Regions from separate parts of the Homo sapiens genome. Here region 1 is linked to region 2. The links are chromatin loops, found by intact Hi-C in ENCODE. Cell type or tissue: psoas muscle. All regions are shown on one strand. Each heading gives the region's core, and the rest is flanking DNA. Links, peaks and the distances in the headings are about the cores only.

Evidence for each region. Hi-C counts contacts between places; a loop is a spot of excess contacts. Peaks named below come from ENCODE experiments on the same cell type or tissue, not always from the same donor. Only the 100,000 strongest peaks of a DNase experiment are listed, where the experiment ranks them.
Region 1: a loop joins it to region 2, with 3.0 times the contacts of the local background. A loop is called at or near these places in 35 of 110 quality-filtered maps.

The regions. Positions count from the first base shown.
Region 1 is chr10:100,431,005-100,436,004 of GRCh38, reverse strand. No RefSeq gene overlaps it. Among named protein-coding and RNA genes, the nearest start is that of WNT8B, 30 kb to the left of the region's middle. In psoas muscle, for the core only: a CTCF peak has its summit at 2,047 (motif pointing right); a DNase peak (open chromatin) is centred at 2,064; H3K27me3 peaks cover 405 bases.
Region 2 is chr10:100,873,280-100,884,167 of GRCh38, reverse strand. No RefSeq gene overlaps it. Among named protein-coding and RNA genes, the nearest start is that of SLF2, 34 kb to the left of the region's middle. RefSeq lists an enhancer at 9,480-10,146. In psoas muscle, for the core only: a CTCF peak has its summit at 5,502 (motif pointing right); a DNase peak (open chromatin) is centred at 5,507; H3K27me3 peaks cover 910 bases.

The DNA of each region.
Region 1 (5,000 bases), core at 1-5,000, 450 kb after region 2:
TTACTGTTAAGAGTTGAGTATATTTCGGCCGGGAGCAGTGGCTCACGCCTATAATCCCAGCACTTTAGGAGGCTGAGGCAGGCGGATCACCTGAGGTCAGGAGTTCAAGACCAATCTGGCTAACATGGCAAAACCCCGTCTCTACTAAAAATACAAAAATTAGCCAGGCATGGTGGTGCGCACATGTAGTCCCAGCTACTTGGGAGGCTGAGGCAAGACAATCGCTTGAACTCGGGAGGTGAAGGTTGCAGTGAGCCAAGATGGTGCCACTGTACTCCAGCCTGGTGACAGAGTGAGACTCCGTCTCAAAAAAAAAAAAAAAAAAAAAAAAAAAGAGTTGAGTATATTTCCTTCCAAATACTTTTCTATTCTTTTGCTGTTTATGTACTTTTCTATCACTTTGCTGTCTGCATTTTCTTGCAATTTTCTTTTTCCATGTATATATTTTCCAACATACAACAATATATTGGGCACCATCTTTAAGGACTAATATAGTCTGATAGTGTTATTATTTATTACAATTACCAAGTGGATAATTATCTCAGGAAGGAAACAAACTGGTTCTAGTTGCTTTGAAAATAAACATTTATGGCTGGGCGCGGTGGCTCAACGCCTATAATCCCAGCACTTTGTGGGGCAGAGCCAGGCAGATCACCTGAGGTTGGGAGTTCGAGATCAGCCTGACCAACATGGAGAAACCCTGTCTCTACTAAAAACTACAAAATTAAGGGGGCGTGGTGGTGCATGCCTGTAATCCCCGCTACTCGGGAGGCTGAGGCAGGATAATTGCTTAAACTCGGGAGGCGGAGGTTGCGGTGATCCGAGATCATGCCATTGCGCTCCAGCCTGCACAGCAGGAGCAAAACTCCATCTCAAAATAAATAAATAAATAAATAAATAAATAAATAAATAAATAAATAAAACATTTATTTATTAATTTTTTTAAAAAAATCTTAGAGATGGAGTCTCACTATGTTGGTCAGATTGGTCTTAAACTCCTGGCCTCAAGTGATCTTCCCACCTTGGCCTCCCAATGTTCTGGGATTACAAGCATGAGCCACCATGCCTGGCTGGAAAATAAACATCTAAATAGTGTAAAGAGCCATCACAAAATAATTGATGGTATTTGTCTATAGATGGAAAGGTCATGGCACTCAGGACCACTAAGCGAAGACCTCCTCAATGAACTCTAGGCTGCTTTGCTTTAAGAAAATTCTGGCTGGCTGGGCACAGTGGCTCATGCCTGTAATCCCAGCACTTTGGGAGGCCAAGGTGGGTGGATCACTTGAGGTCAGGAGTTCGAGACCAGCCTGGCCAACATGATGAAACCCGTCTCTACTAAAAATACAAAAAAATTAGCTGGGCATCGTGGTGGGCGCCTGTAATCCCAGCTACTCAGGAGGCTGAAGCAGGAGAATCGCTTGAACCCAGGAGGCAGAGTTTGCGGTGACCAGAAATGGAGCCACTGCACTCCAGCCTGGGCGACAGAATGAGACTCTGTCTCAAAAAAAAAAAAAAAAAAAAAAAAGAAGTTGTATTCACAGAGTCCTGAGAGGACTAGGACTGGTTTCCCCTTAAAATATTTTTTCGCTTCTAAATCTTAGATAAACAACACACTGATGATCTTCTGAAAAAGCTTTTTAAAAAGACAGATGACTGCGCTCCTCTCAAAATTTATGAATCAGAGTTTCTTGGGATAAAATCTGGGAATCTGTATCTTTAAAAATGTTCTCCTGGTGATTCTGCCAGTCAGCCAGATTTGGGAACTACTGGATAAATTCCTTGGACTAGGAGATAACTTTCCTAATTGCAATGGATCAGATTTGGGGTGCTAGGGAAGCCCTATCTGGCAGAAGTAGCCCACCAGCTTTCTTCCTAACATCTCCTTTCCCTACTTCCCTGGCGCCCTCCCCTACACCTTCTAATTCTTGCTGTCACCCTCTTTCCTACCCTAAACTGGCCCTAAAATGACACTTAGAACAGCAGCGCCACATTGTGGAGAGAAACAATATAGTGCTCCAAAAGGCACAGAACACTGTCCTCGCAGATCACCGAGCCTGCAGTTACCGATTTGTCCTGCAGGGGGCATAACTTCCTTACTTTTTAAGTGAGGACAGGTTCTCGCCCCATAAAACCTGGTAAAACCTGGGTGATCTCAGAAAACATCCCTGGAGAAGGCACGGGATGGAGCATCTGTGCCAGATTAGAAATCAAAAACCTCCACTTCGTGAAACTAGAATAAACCGACTAAGTGCATGGACATGAGCAAGCCTTCTGCTGAGGTTAGAAGCCAAGCTCTATGACAGTCTTGGTCAGGGTAAAACTATGGCGGTCTCCAAGTCACTGTGTGACTTGATAAACACACGTCTATCTGGGGTACAAGGCACTGTCAGATATCTCTTGGAAAGTGTTCTGTTTTATATGGTACCCATGAGTCTGGCATTAATCAATAGATCTGATCTCTTTAATAAGGATATTTATACCCAATGACACATCGGTTTATGTTGGTGGAGCAGGGTTGGATCGCTGTAGTAGTGTTCTGAGTATGCACCTTTGGATTTGTTCCCACCTGGTGAAGTCTCTCTCTCTGTCTCTCTCTCTCTCACACACACACACAAGCATTCACACACAGGCTCTTCTGATATTTGTAACTAGACACATCTTTTTCAATGGCATGTTTGATGATCCAGCCAAATTAATATGGCTAGAAAAAAAAAGATATATTTACACAAATTTACCAATCTATCTGGTTGCCTGGTTGCTTTCCCTTCATATTAATAGCTGCCCTCAGGCTCCAGATGAAACAAGAATGTACACCTTGGTAGATTTGTGTAAGATTTCCTGGCAGATGATTGTGTGGCTTTCTTTTCTTTTCTTTTTTTTTTTTGAGACAGAATTTCACTCTTGTCACCCAGGCTGGAGTTCAATGATGCGATCTTGGCTCACGGCAACCCCGACTCCCGGGTTCAAGTTCAAGTGATTCTCCTGTCTCAGCCCCCCAAGTAGCTGAGATTACAGGTGCCTGCCACCACACTCGGCTAATTTTTGTATTTTTTAGTAGAGACGGGGGTTTCACCATGTTGGCCAGGCTGGTCTTGAACTCCTGGCCTCAGATAATCCACCCCCTTCAGCCTCCCAAAGTGTTGGGATTACAGGCGTGAGCCACTGCGCCTGGCCTATTTCTCTACTTTGACTCTTCTAGCTGCTTGGTTTTCTGAACTCCTGAGTTACACTGGCAGCCAGAGCCCTGTGGTTTACTGTTAATGTTTTTCTTGTTGTCTTGTTTTTTCTGATATGTTTGCTATCTCCCTAACTAGACTGTGAGCTCTTTGACTGCAAGCTCTAAGCCCAGATCACACCTATCCCTTGAACACTCACCACACACATTGTTGGGTGTGTGTTATGTCCTCAATACAAATGTTTAGGTTGTTAGTTTGAATAATGAGGAAAGGTGTTTTAAAAGACTGAGAAGCGGGCTGGGTGCGGTGGCTCACACCTATAATCCCAGCACTTTGGGAAGCCAAGGCAGGAGGACTGCTTGAGTCTAGGAGTTCAGACCAGCCTGGGCAACATAGGGAGACCCCTGTCTCTTTAAAATAATAATTAATAAACAAAAGAGTGAGAAGTAAAGGAGAACCAGGAGAGAGAAAGGAATAAAACATAACGTTTCTAAAAGATTGACTTAAATGACCAATGAAAGGAAGTAACTGATAAAAGACAAAAGAGAGTGACATGAAAGGAGGATATTAGGGTTCTAGCTTTTTCACAAAATGGAAATGCTATTGTGGGCAATGATAATTTCTGAGGAGATGTTCATGGTCAAAGAAATAAGATTTCCCCCTTGGGAGACTGAGGTAGGTGGATCACCTGAGGTCAGGAGTTCAAGACCAGCCTGGTCAACATGGTGAAACCCCGTCTCTACTAAAAATAAAAAATAAAAAAAATTATCCGGGTGTGGTGGCTCACATCTGTAGTCCCAGCTACTCAGGAGGCTGAGGCAGGAGATTCATTTGAGCCCAGGAGGTGAGCTGAGATTGCGCCACTGCACTCCAACCTGGGCGACAGAGCCAGACTATGTCTCAAAAATAAATACACAGGCCGGGCATGGTGGCTCACTCCTGTAATCCCAGCACTTTGGGAGGCCGGGTGGGGGGGGGGGGGGCGGGTGCGGATCACAAGGTCGGAAGTTCAAGACCAGCCTGGCCAATATGGTGAAACCCCGTCTCTACTAAAAATACAAAATCAGCTGGGCGTGGTGGCGGGCACCTATAGTCCCAGCTACTCGGGAGGCTGAGGCAGGAGAATTACTTGAACCCAGGAGGCAGAGGTCAGTGAGCCGAGATTACGCCACTGCACTCCAGCATGGGCGACAGGGTGAGACTCCATCTCAAAAAAATAAAATAAAATAAAATATAAATAAATACATAAAATAAAATACGATTTCCTTACCAATTTAAGGAAAATGAGTGGAATGTGAGGTACTCTGTGAAAGAAAGTTGTAATTTTGGAATAAGTTCAAAAGAATGAATGAGTACACAGATTTAGTATATAGGCCAAGCTTAAAACTCTCCCTGAATGTGACAATCAAATATTGCATAACCAAACTCTTTTAAATCTTCTTTTATTGCTCTGTAGAGTTGAACCAGTTTATGTATCCACTAAAATCTCAAGGAATTGTTCTTTAGCTTTAGATTCTCAGGTACAATGAATAGAAGAGGACTTCCTGCTATTATTTATTAATTTTATTTTACTTTATTTTATTTTTTGAGACACAGTCTCATTCTGTCACCCAGGCTGGAGTGCAATGGTGCAGTCTCTGCTCACTGCAGCCCCCATGTCTTGGGCTCAAGTGATCCTTCCATCTCAGCCTCCCGAGTAGCTGGGACTACAGACACTCACAACTACGCCCTACTAATTTTGTTTATTTTTTGTAGAGATAATGTCTCACTATGTTGCCCAGGCTGATCTCAAACTCCTGGACTCAAGCTATTCCCCTACCT
Region 2 (10,888 bases), core at 2,812-7,811:
GGGGCTTCTGTGCTCATTTCCACATAGTGGTTGTAATGGAAGTGGTTGTCATGCCAGAAGTGGTGGGGTGGCACTGCCTTGGGGTTTGGGGCCTGAGCCCAACCTTGTCTCCTTAAGGGGACTTGAGGGTCTGTCCCCTTTGATTTTGTTTATCAATGGAGGGCAGAAAAGGAGAGTGACCAGGATAAAAACTCATGCTGAAATGGCCGAGGGCTGTAAGTTTAAATTTTGGAGAGCACAGAGGCCAGGGAGTGGGCACAAAAAGCATGCAGAGGCTGAGGGAAGGGGTTGCATCTTCTACACCCTTGAACTTCGTCTTTTGGAATGTGCAGACTATTTTTAGTTTGTGGTGCTGGGCCTTTTCTCAGGATCCAAATCGGCGTGCCCCACGCCTGCTAAGGGAGGTAGGGTGGGTGGGGGGCGATCCTGGTGTCACTGTAGACACTGATGAGACCTTGCAGCTGTTCTCAGTGGCAATTCAAGCAAGCTGGAGGCCCAGGGTCCCTGCCAGCGGGTGTTTACTTGCCGGGTTACTGGCAGTGTCAGATGAATGATAGCTAAAGTCAGAAGGGCTCAGTGCTCCATTTGAACATTTCCCCTGGGGCCTGTAGCCCAAAGAACAGGTTATCTGTGTTCCTGATCACGCCTCAAAGAAAGTGCAGGCCTCCTCCGGGCTCATGCTCTAACCGTGAGAGTGAGAAAAGAGGACCAAGCGGGGTTTCCGCGTCCACCTCTCCAGGGATTGGATGACCCAGAGTTTGGACGGGTGGCAACAACCCCGGCAGCCCATGGCAGGAGCCCCCAGAGGGCATTCACTTGGGATGCTGATGCTCTCATCCCTGGGGCCAGGTTGGCACTCCAACACCCCCCTTCTCACCCCTTCTGGCCATGCCCAGTGAGGGCAGAGCTGTGGGCCCATCTCTTCTAGAAATTCACAGCAGTGCCTCAGCTCTCTGTGGCTCTTCTCCTCACCCCATCTCCCCACTGCCCAGTGAGCTTGGGGGAAAAGACCGCTGACTTTGCAACCCACAGCCCCTGAAAGTCCCCTTCGATAGCATGCTGTTATGCTTCGAGGACACAGGACTGTGAACTCGAAATTGTCTCGCCTTTGTCACCTCCTGGCAGGTCTTTAGAGCTCGGGGAAACAGCCGAGTGGTACAAATCGCAGCGGCGTGGTAAAGCCCCCCTAATTCCCGATGGGCTGCCTGACTCATATCCGTTTCCCTGGCAAAAAATAAGTTTTTGTTATTGCTGGCTTGGCAGAAGCACGGAAGAGTGCGCGAGGATCTACTGCCCCATGCATCACTGGCCAAATTGCCTGAGAAATCCCAGCTCTAGAACTTTTCATCGTTGGCTGTGATGTACGGAGCAGAACGGCAGCTCCATTTCCCCCGCGTGGGGCTCAGCGACGCTGGCGCTTAGCAGACCTTCTCTGCTTGCAATTCACAGCAAATGTGGCCTCTCCTTTCTCTTCCCCTCTTCTTGGCCTCTTATCCCCCCAACAACCTTTATCTTTCCCATCCCCCCGTCTGCTCATCAACCCCCTCCCTGCTCTCCCCAGCAGAGCCATAGCTGGAGAATCAGGAGGAGGCCTGCAATGTCATTTCCCCATCACTCTGCAGACGATTCCACACTAATGTTCTTTTAATGCTGTGATGCTGCACTAATTAATAAGCATCCTGCACAGAGGCCTCGCCTCTCCTCTCCTCCCCTCTCCTCCTCTTCCCTCACTGCCCCTCCCCACCAGCCCCCCGAGAAGGCCTCGTCACATCCTGGCATCTGGCAGCAGAGAAAGGATTTCACTCTTGTACCTGGGCTGCCTGATATTGCTATGAGAGATAACTGTATACGAACCAATAATCTAGCCTGACAATCCAATTTACTGACCAATAGCGCACAATCCACCATGTCATCGGCTGTGGGGAGGCCCATAAATTAGTTCCTAGTAATTTATTCTGATCAATAGAATGGGCAAAGTCACTTGTCTCTTTAATCAAAGGCCCTCTCAGAGATGTCAGTGCAGGCAGCTGCGTGGGAGGGAGCAGGGCTCTGTGAGCAACAAGGCAGTGGGTGCTAGCACCACACTCCTGCCCTGGCTTCCAGAACCCAGAAGCCTCCCCAGAATGGGGCTAGTGTGGGAGGGGCCCAAGGTCCAGGCTGCCTATGCTTCCCTTGGTCACCCCAACCATAAAACATTGGCTTTCAAACAAGCTAAGGACAGAAGAGGCCATGACAGTAATTAACAAGAGATAAGCTCCAGGGAACACTGTACAGGGCCCCAACAATGTCTGATTTTTTCTGAATGTTCAGAATCTTCCTTCCTCTCCTGGTCACGGGGCCCTACCAACGCTTGTGCTGATGCTTCTATAAAGAGAAGGATCCTAGCCCCGTGGGTAAGAGCCAGACTGCCTGGCTTTGAATGGTGACTCTGCCATTAGCTACGTGGCCTCAGGCAAGCTTCTTGCCTTTCTGTGATTCACTTTCCTCATCTGTAAAGTGGAACTAATAACAGTACCTACCTCAGGGTTATTAAGAAGATTTAGTAAATTAATTATATGATATATAATAAGTTAATATAAAATTAAACTAATAAATGAATATACAAAGTGCTTAGAATAGTGCCTGACATGCAGCAAGCACTATATTGAGTGTTTGTTAACATAAACAAACAGAGATCAAGGGAAAACATTGATGTGCTTCTCTCTGAAGATGTGCCAAGTCCTTGAGATGGTCTTCCTGACAACTTTGACTGTTTCCTACCCGTCTTCACCTCTTGTCCTCCTTGTCCAAAATAAATAGATAAAGGAAGAGTGTGTTGATGTTAGCTCTTTGAAGTGACAGGGAAACTCCAAAGGCCGCCGTGCAAGGTTTTCCCCTTATCTGGGCCCTCTGGCAGAGCCAGTGTGTCAGCCTTGGGGAAACAGACCGATTTTGCTTTAGAGAAAATAGGCCTGATGTTAGACAGCAGGGAGGGAAAGGAAGGTCTGTTACCTGTGCTGGCTGCAGGGACTGGCTTGTGAGGAAGGAGGCAGAGCTTGCTGACATGAGCAGGACACAGGAAGATGCTGGGCAGGGCGCCATAAAGGGCAGTGGTGCAAGGGTCTGTCACCTTGGATTCCCATCCTGGCTCTGCCACTCACTGGCTGTGGGACTTTGGCCAAGTCACTTCAGGTCTCTGACCCTGATTCTGTATTGAGGCAGGAAGGGGTTTCACAGAGTGATCTCAGAAGTCCCTTCGCGGCCAGGCATGGTGGCTCACACCTGTAATCCCAGCACTTTGGGAGGCTGAGGAGGGTGGATCACGAGGTCAGGAGTTTAAGATAAGCCTGGGCAAGATGGTGAAACCCCGTCTCTACTAAAAATATAAAAATTAGCCAGACGTGGCCTGGGCGACAGAACGAGGCACGATCTAAAAAAAAAAAAAAAAAATTAGCCAGGCATGGTGGTGGGCATCTGTAATCCCAGCTATTCTGGGGGGCAGAGGTTGCAGTGGGTCGAGATTGCACATTGCACTCCAGCCTGGGCGACAAGAGCTAAACTCCATCTCAGGGGGGAAAAAAAAGAAGTCTCTTCAGGCTCTGACGCTCTGAAATTCTGTATGAATCAGTGAAGGAGTCTGTTGGCTTTTTCTTGATCCCCCTCAACCCTGTACTCCCCACAATAATCATCTGAAAGACTCTGAAACCAAGTTAGTAGCCCAGAGAAATCTGCAGTGTCTCAGGAATATTACAGTCACTAAACGGAACTAATGTTATTTGCAGAACAGGGATGGGGTGAGAGCCAACTCATTCGGGATTGGGATTCCTGAACCCCTGGCCCCCAACTGTAACTAGGTTCCTGGATGTGCAAAGGGCCAGGGGTCTCTGTTCTGCCTTCAAGGTCAAAACCAGGACTTCTGATTCTTGGGAACCTTGGAGGCCTCTTTGTTCAATCATTAGCCCTTAGGGCTACCTCATGGCAGGGAAGCCCATGCTAAAGGCAAACACTCACTGAGGCGCAGAGGGGAAACTGAGCCAAAATCACGCCCAAAACTTAAGACTCCAGTGACTGTCCTTGGATCCTATCCTGGCCTCCTGTTCCCCCATAACAGCCCTGGTGTGTCTATCAGAGGTGAGCTGGACGGCTGGGGTGCAGCGGTCATCGGGGTGATGGGACCAGGTTGGAGGCCTGAGGCCAGCCCAGGGTGGCTACATGGCAGGTGGACACAGTTTCTAGTGAGCAGGAATCTGGCACCCTCTGCTGACCCCGCGGCAGGAGACAGCTGGTCAACCAGGCTAGGCTGCAGCCACCAGGAGGGGGAGGGGTGGGGTCCAGGACCAAGAGGCAGCTTCCAGTCAAAAGAGCAACTTCCCTTTCGGAATAGATCATTTTTACTGGTTTTGCAATAAGCTTATGAGACAGGAACAATAGCAATAAACAAACCGAACAAGAAATCGAAAAGATGGACCCCGAAAGCTGTTACTGAGCCCTTCTCACCTTCTCTTAACGAGTCTCTAATTTATAACAAACTCATCAACCCAGCACCTCCAGGGTTCCCTGGTTCCAGGTTGGGAACCCCTGGCCTCTGCCTTGTGTGTGACTTGTCATCTCCAGGGTCCTAAGACCTGGCTCCAGAGGTGGCAGGAGGCTCTGGCTAGTAGGAGGAACTGGCCCAGGGTTGTCCAGGGACTTCCATCATGGCTTCCTCTGGGAGGATCTGCAAAGTGTGGTCCTCCCCTGCCATGCACCCCCCACCCCTGCCCAGTAGGTCTCTCCAGAATCAATGGGGCTGGCTCTGGATGGCCCACTTCCCCAAAACTTCTGCTCCAACCCTCTGCCCAGCCCCAGGCTGCTGATGCAGGCATGGAAATCATGTTCCTTTCAGACTACCAGATTAGGGCTTGGCATGGGAAGCTGAGATAGCTGGGGGCTTCCAAGCCCCCAAATTCCATACTCCTCGGATAGGACTGAGGTCACTGCTGTGGGCTGAGGTTTTTCTCTCCTTAAGATGAGAAGATCCATTAGGGCAGAGCCATGTCTCTCCCCTTCCCCTCTTCCCCTAAAGCTAAGGCTGTCTGTGAGGAGGGCCAAATGCCTCCCATCAGACTGGGCTTCCAGGAGGCCAGGGCTGAGTCTCTTCCTTCACCTGGAGATCCCTGGGGAAAGGCTGTGTCGCCTCCCTAGACTGCAGTCCCCTGGGCCTGGGCCATGTTTCCTTACCTTAGACTGAGGCTGTGGGAATGTGGGACTACATTTCTACCACAGGCTGCAGCTCCCTTAAGCATCCATTTTTTTTCCAGTCCCTTTTGTCACCCAGTAACCCTGAAGCTTTTCCCAAGGTAGCCCCCTGTATTCTACCTGTCCGCGCTGGAGGAACAAGTCAGCCCCTGTGCCTTTCCTGGCAGCTGGGCATAGGACAGGGCATCAGGGATGGGAAGCAGTGTTCTGCCAACGACTTTCTGGGTTGGGCAGGGCTATGCTTCTCTGCAGGGGACTGAGTGTCTCCTTGTGAAGCCTGCAATCATTGGAGATGGCCACAAGATGTCAGCTCGAGGCTGTGGAAATGGCTCCAGTCCTGGGACTGAGCTCAAAAGGAAGGAAATCAGACAGCAGCCTGAAAGGCCCCCTCTGTCCCCCACTCAAACTCACAACAATGCTCCATCTCTCTACTTTGTCCCCAGTTCTTTGCTCCCAGAAGAGTGGGTTCTGAGGCTCCTTGACTTCCAGCTCTGGGAAGGATGGGAGCTGCTGCCCCTATTGCAGGCACCCTTGCTGGGAAGAGCCCTGTGTGCCTGTGTTCCCCTGTGTGTCCTTGTGGGTGTGGCTTCAGGCCACCACAGCCAGTGTGAGTGCTCAGGGCTGCCTGCGTTTGTGTGCAACTCTTGGCAGGAATTTGTGTCTGCCACAATAGACAGAGAAATTCAGACCTGAAAGGGCCCTTCGAAATCTCCCAGTTCAACCTGTTGTTTTATAGATGAGGAAACAGAGGCCCAGAGAGAGAGAGGAAATGGCTTGTCCAAGGCCACACAGCAAGTCCATGTTGAGCTGTTCCTGGAACCCAGGACTCCCACTTTGCAGCATGTGTGTGCACCCATCTGGGAGTCTGGTTGACCAGGACTGTGTGCCTGGTGTACTTTTGTGTTAGTGATTTACATCCAATGGGTCCTGGAAAGTTCCCTGACTGACCATCAGCCTGCAAGTTTCCAAACAGAATCACAAGGAAATGGGAAGAAGGAAGGCATGGAAAGGAAGGAGGGAGAGACAGAGAAGTACATATGCATGTAGATGCACATCTCTTTTTGCTTCACGGGGACGGGGTGTAATGTCAATGGTTGGATGTGTCTGTATCTCCCTAGGTAAGTGTGCCTGTGTCAGATACCTTGATTCATTCTGGTGTTGAGGTTTGAGTTTGTGTACATGCATGTGTACACGTGTGTACAGGGACCCATTTGTGGGACTGCAGGGAGTCGAGGTGTCTTTGGGGAGGCGTTGGTGCTTTTGGCTGGGTACAGTGTGAGCGATGGTGTGTGCCGCGGTTGGCGTGCCTGTCAGTGACTCTGGAGCGAGCATCGGTCAGTGGCCACGTGAGTGACTAAGGGTGTCAGTGAGCATAAAGAAGAGGCTGCTCCCTCTCCTCATCTCTTTGTCCCCAATCAGACTGTCTTCCCATGGCCCCTAAGGTTTCAGTGTCCCTGCCCCAGTAGCAGTGAAGAAATCCTTTATCGGTTGAGGCACCAGCCCCCGTGTCGGGATTTCAAGGTTCCTGTCGGTTCCATCCATCTTCCGGGGCCTCCTGGTATTAGCATTGATCTACAGGGGAAATGGAGAGCGCGGCTGGGTTATTACGCACCCACCCGCCTTCCCTGGGCCGTGATTGAGTGCACACAGAGAATTTTTGAAACATGGCCACCCTAACTTATTCTGTCTTCCTGCCAATAGCGTGGCATGGGTCCAAATTACGGGTCGATACCAGCTGATCTTTTTATGTTAAACTGTGATGAAGTTGCTTCTGTGGGGAGATGGTATTAGGCCCTGGGTCCTCTTTTATTGGAGAACTTTTGGGATGGAAAAGGGAGGGATGGAAGAGTGGGCAAGGGGAGTGGTCAGTCGGGCATCATGGAGGGCAGGTAGTGTGTGCATGGGCCAGGAGCATGTGCATGCCCGCAGGGGAGTCAGAGCTCGCTGCACTGGCCCTGGGATTCCCGGTTCTTGCCTGATTTCTCCCCCTTGTGACCCTTGCCACACTGGGGACCCTCAGGGACCCCCATCAGACTTTCCATCGCTCGGCCAGCCTGCCCCTGGTGAGGCCCCTCCCTACTTCCCTCTAAGGATAGAATTCTGTTTTCCTCTAGCCGCTTCCACCCTTCTCCCCCACCCCCACTCTACACACCTGCACCATCAAACGGGTTTGTCTTTAACCTCCAAACAGGGAACTTTAATTAAAGAGACAGTGACCCCTTTTATGAGTTTGGTCGAGTTGGGTTTCAGGGCCCTTGTCACTAGTGGCTCACATAACCCTAACAAAAGCTTGAAGGCCCCAAGAGGAGCCGGTCTCCCTCGTAGACATTGTGGTGGGGGCACGGGTGGGATGGGGGTGGGGGCATGGAGAAGGGGGAGGCATCCTTGGGTCAGGATCCCCAGTGACTGCATTGGTGAGGTTGAAGGTTGGGGGAGGGGACAGGTGAGGGGTATAGGGAGGGAGCACTGACACTGTGCAGTACCTTTGGAGCGCAACCTCCCTGCATAGGACAGCCGTCTGGACCCCAGCAGTGTAGCGGCTTCTCTCTGCTTGAAATGGTTAAGTTTCCAAGAGGGACTCCTGCGAATGTCCAGGGCTTGAATCCCATTTGCCTATGGACTTGTATTATAAAACTTGAAGTCATCTCCAAGAGGAATAGACTGGATAGAACTCCAAGAAGAGCTGAATTTTTTTACCCACATACTTAAAGGAAAAGTGGTTTTATGATAAAACATAATTGCTAATAACTATAATAACACCATTCAACATCTGGCATGAAACACAAATTCTGTCCTGAACCTGAAGGTGCAAACACCGCACAGCATACACACTGCCAAGAAGGGAGCTGGCCCTCCACATGGAAGAGCTAAATTCAGGCCTCACTGGGCCCCCTGCTGTCCACATTCCCCACCCCCAGCTCCCTTAAGGACCCCAAGTGTAGACGTCTAGTGGGTTCGTGTTGTGAGTTTGAAGGGCCCTTATCTTACATCCAATCACCTCTTGTTGATTTTTAACCAAGGGCTTCTGTAGGTCCTGTAAGGGATGTTTGCTTGCCCTTTGATCTGGTACTTTGATATCCTTTGTGAATTCTTCAGCCTGGAGAGGGCTGCCCAATCTGCCACACTTTTTCATTCAACAAACATCAGGGGCTGTTAAAAACAACCAGTGTGTGATTGGTTATTTCCAAAGGGATGGGTTTTCATGAAGTGGGGTGCACTCCCGTTAACCAGAGGCTGATACATTGTCAGTTATCTGCAAAAGGAATTAGCCACCTAAATGGTAATCCAGGGTTGCTCTGACCAGAAACTAAGGCTCAAACTAGCTAATTTGTGGAGATGAGACTCAAGGCCAAAACTGAATGAAGAAGATTCTCAGCACGCCCTCCACTTCCACTTCCACCATCACCATGGGTTCCTTGCTCCTCCTGGTGACAAGTGTGGTGACTGGATAGGGACACTTAGGTGGAATGTGGGGACACCTGTGGGGAGTCAAATGACCCACAAGGGCATACAGACCAGAACTTGCAACGTCATCACACCCCAGGTCTCCACATTCCCACGCGTGGACCTTCCCTTGTGCACATGCGTTCCCATGTGTGGACCTTCCCCTGTGCACCTGCGGCGTCACCTACCCACGTGAGTGGCCTATGTGTGTGACCTCACCCACAGAGAGAGGTCACAGCCCCTTCCCTCCTCTCTAGGGGAGAGATCTGGAGGCCAGAGGGGCCGGGGAGTAATTGGTTTTGGCGTTTCCTACCTCCGCTGCCCGGGAAGCTTTCTCTGTTTCATCTTCAGCCTGATCAATCCCCAGTCATGTGCCTTTCCACATGGACGCCCCCGACCCCCCAATTCACCATGCTCTCGGAAACTTCGTTAGTGCCATTAATCTGCTGACCCAAGCAAATCACCAACTCTTCCTGCAACACAGCCTCTCAATCCCTCCCCCAGAGACCACCCCCCCAGGATCTCCAGAGCTGGCTCACTCTCCTCTACCTCCTCATGTTCCCACTCACCCTTTTCTGTTTGGTACCCACCCCCAACCCCATCACTCCCAATCTGGGATTCTCCTTCCTCCTCATTCATGTCTGCACACTCAGCGCTTTCTGAGTCTTTTCCTGCATGTGTGTCCCAGCAGGAGCTTAGTCCGTGTCGGCCACCGGCACCCTGAAGCTGAAAGGGTCCCACGCACCTGCTCCTTAGTAGTAGAGGGTGTAGGGTAAGGCTCTGGCCATAGGAACCATATAAGGAGGAAACTAACAGGTACTGAGCCCTTACTGTGTGCCAAGCACTGTGCCAGACCCTTTTACCCAGTTAGATTATTTAATCCTCACAACCCAAGAGGCAGTCATTATTTTCTCCATTTTATAGATGAGGGAAATTGAAGTTTGAGAGATTAATTATTTGCTCATGAGTAGTAGAGCTAAGATTGGGACCCAGATCTGCCTGACTCATAAACCATTTTTTCTGCTGTATAGAAAGGAAGAGCACCCCCATCCTTGAGCCAGGCCCTAAGACCTAGAAACTTCCTATGTGAAGGAGACCCTGACATGAGGTTTGTTTCTCCTTTTTCCTCTGTAATAGCTAGGTCTTGAGGTGTGTGTGTGTGTGTGTGTGTGTGTGTGTGTTCCTATCCTCTTCCTTTCAGCCTAGGAAGCATTCATGGTACCAGCCCCCTGTTGGGGGCCCCAGGTTGCAGGCTGGTGCCAGGATGCACCCCACTCAGCCGGCTCCTGGCCGCACAGGAGAAGGCCCTGTTTCCTCCGTGGCCTCCATGGCTGATGTGCTGGGCCCATTGTCCAGGCAGAAACAAAGACTGCGGATTTAAGCCGAGTGACCAGGCGGCTCTGCCAAGCAGAAAAGACCGCCCCCCTCGAAGCTGGGCCCAGCCGGGGGTTAGGAAGGGGACCCGAGAGAAAGGGGACAGGGAACCTTTGAAAGTAACTAATTAAAGGGCCTTTGCCTGCCCCCTCCCCCTGGGCGCCTAATCTCTCTGGGGCAGCAGCCAGACAATGTGCCCCTCCACCCTGCCCCCCTCACCCGAGTTTTAAAACAAGAGACAACTTGAAGTTAATGAGCGCCACCTGACGGGGGTCCCCTAATGAGAGGGGGCTGCTGGGCAGCTCACACATTCTCTGGTTCCATGAATAGCTCCCCCCGCCCCCTGAGTTTTATTCATCTAGGGCCAGGGGCAGGGGGCAGAAAGGAAGGGGCCCTGCTCAGCTCGGAGCATGTGGACTGTGGTTCAGGGCAAGGAGGGGGCCCCACAACCCCCTCCCCCATGGCCCATGCCCAGCTCTGAGGCTGAGGCTTACCAGGCTTTGGCCTGAGACCTGGGTGGCCCAAGACCCATCTGGGTAGCTCAGGGCCAGCCCTGCTGCATAGGCTCTTGGTCACTGGCATTGCCACTGGCTTTTCCCAACAGGGCAGTGAGGCGTAAGAGGCATTCTTTGGGACTGCTGTACTTGGTGGTGGGGACTGGGGTCAGGAGTCATTTGGGAGCTGGACTGAAAGCCTCGCTTGCATATTTGGGCAGTTTCCACCATCTCTGCCTCATCCATCTAACTCCGAAGTCCTGGTCTTATCTCTGATTCCTCCATCTCTGATCCCTGCCTGGCTGCCATCCCTGAAGCCCTCATTTCCTGCTTCCCTAGATCTGTTCTCCATCTCTCAC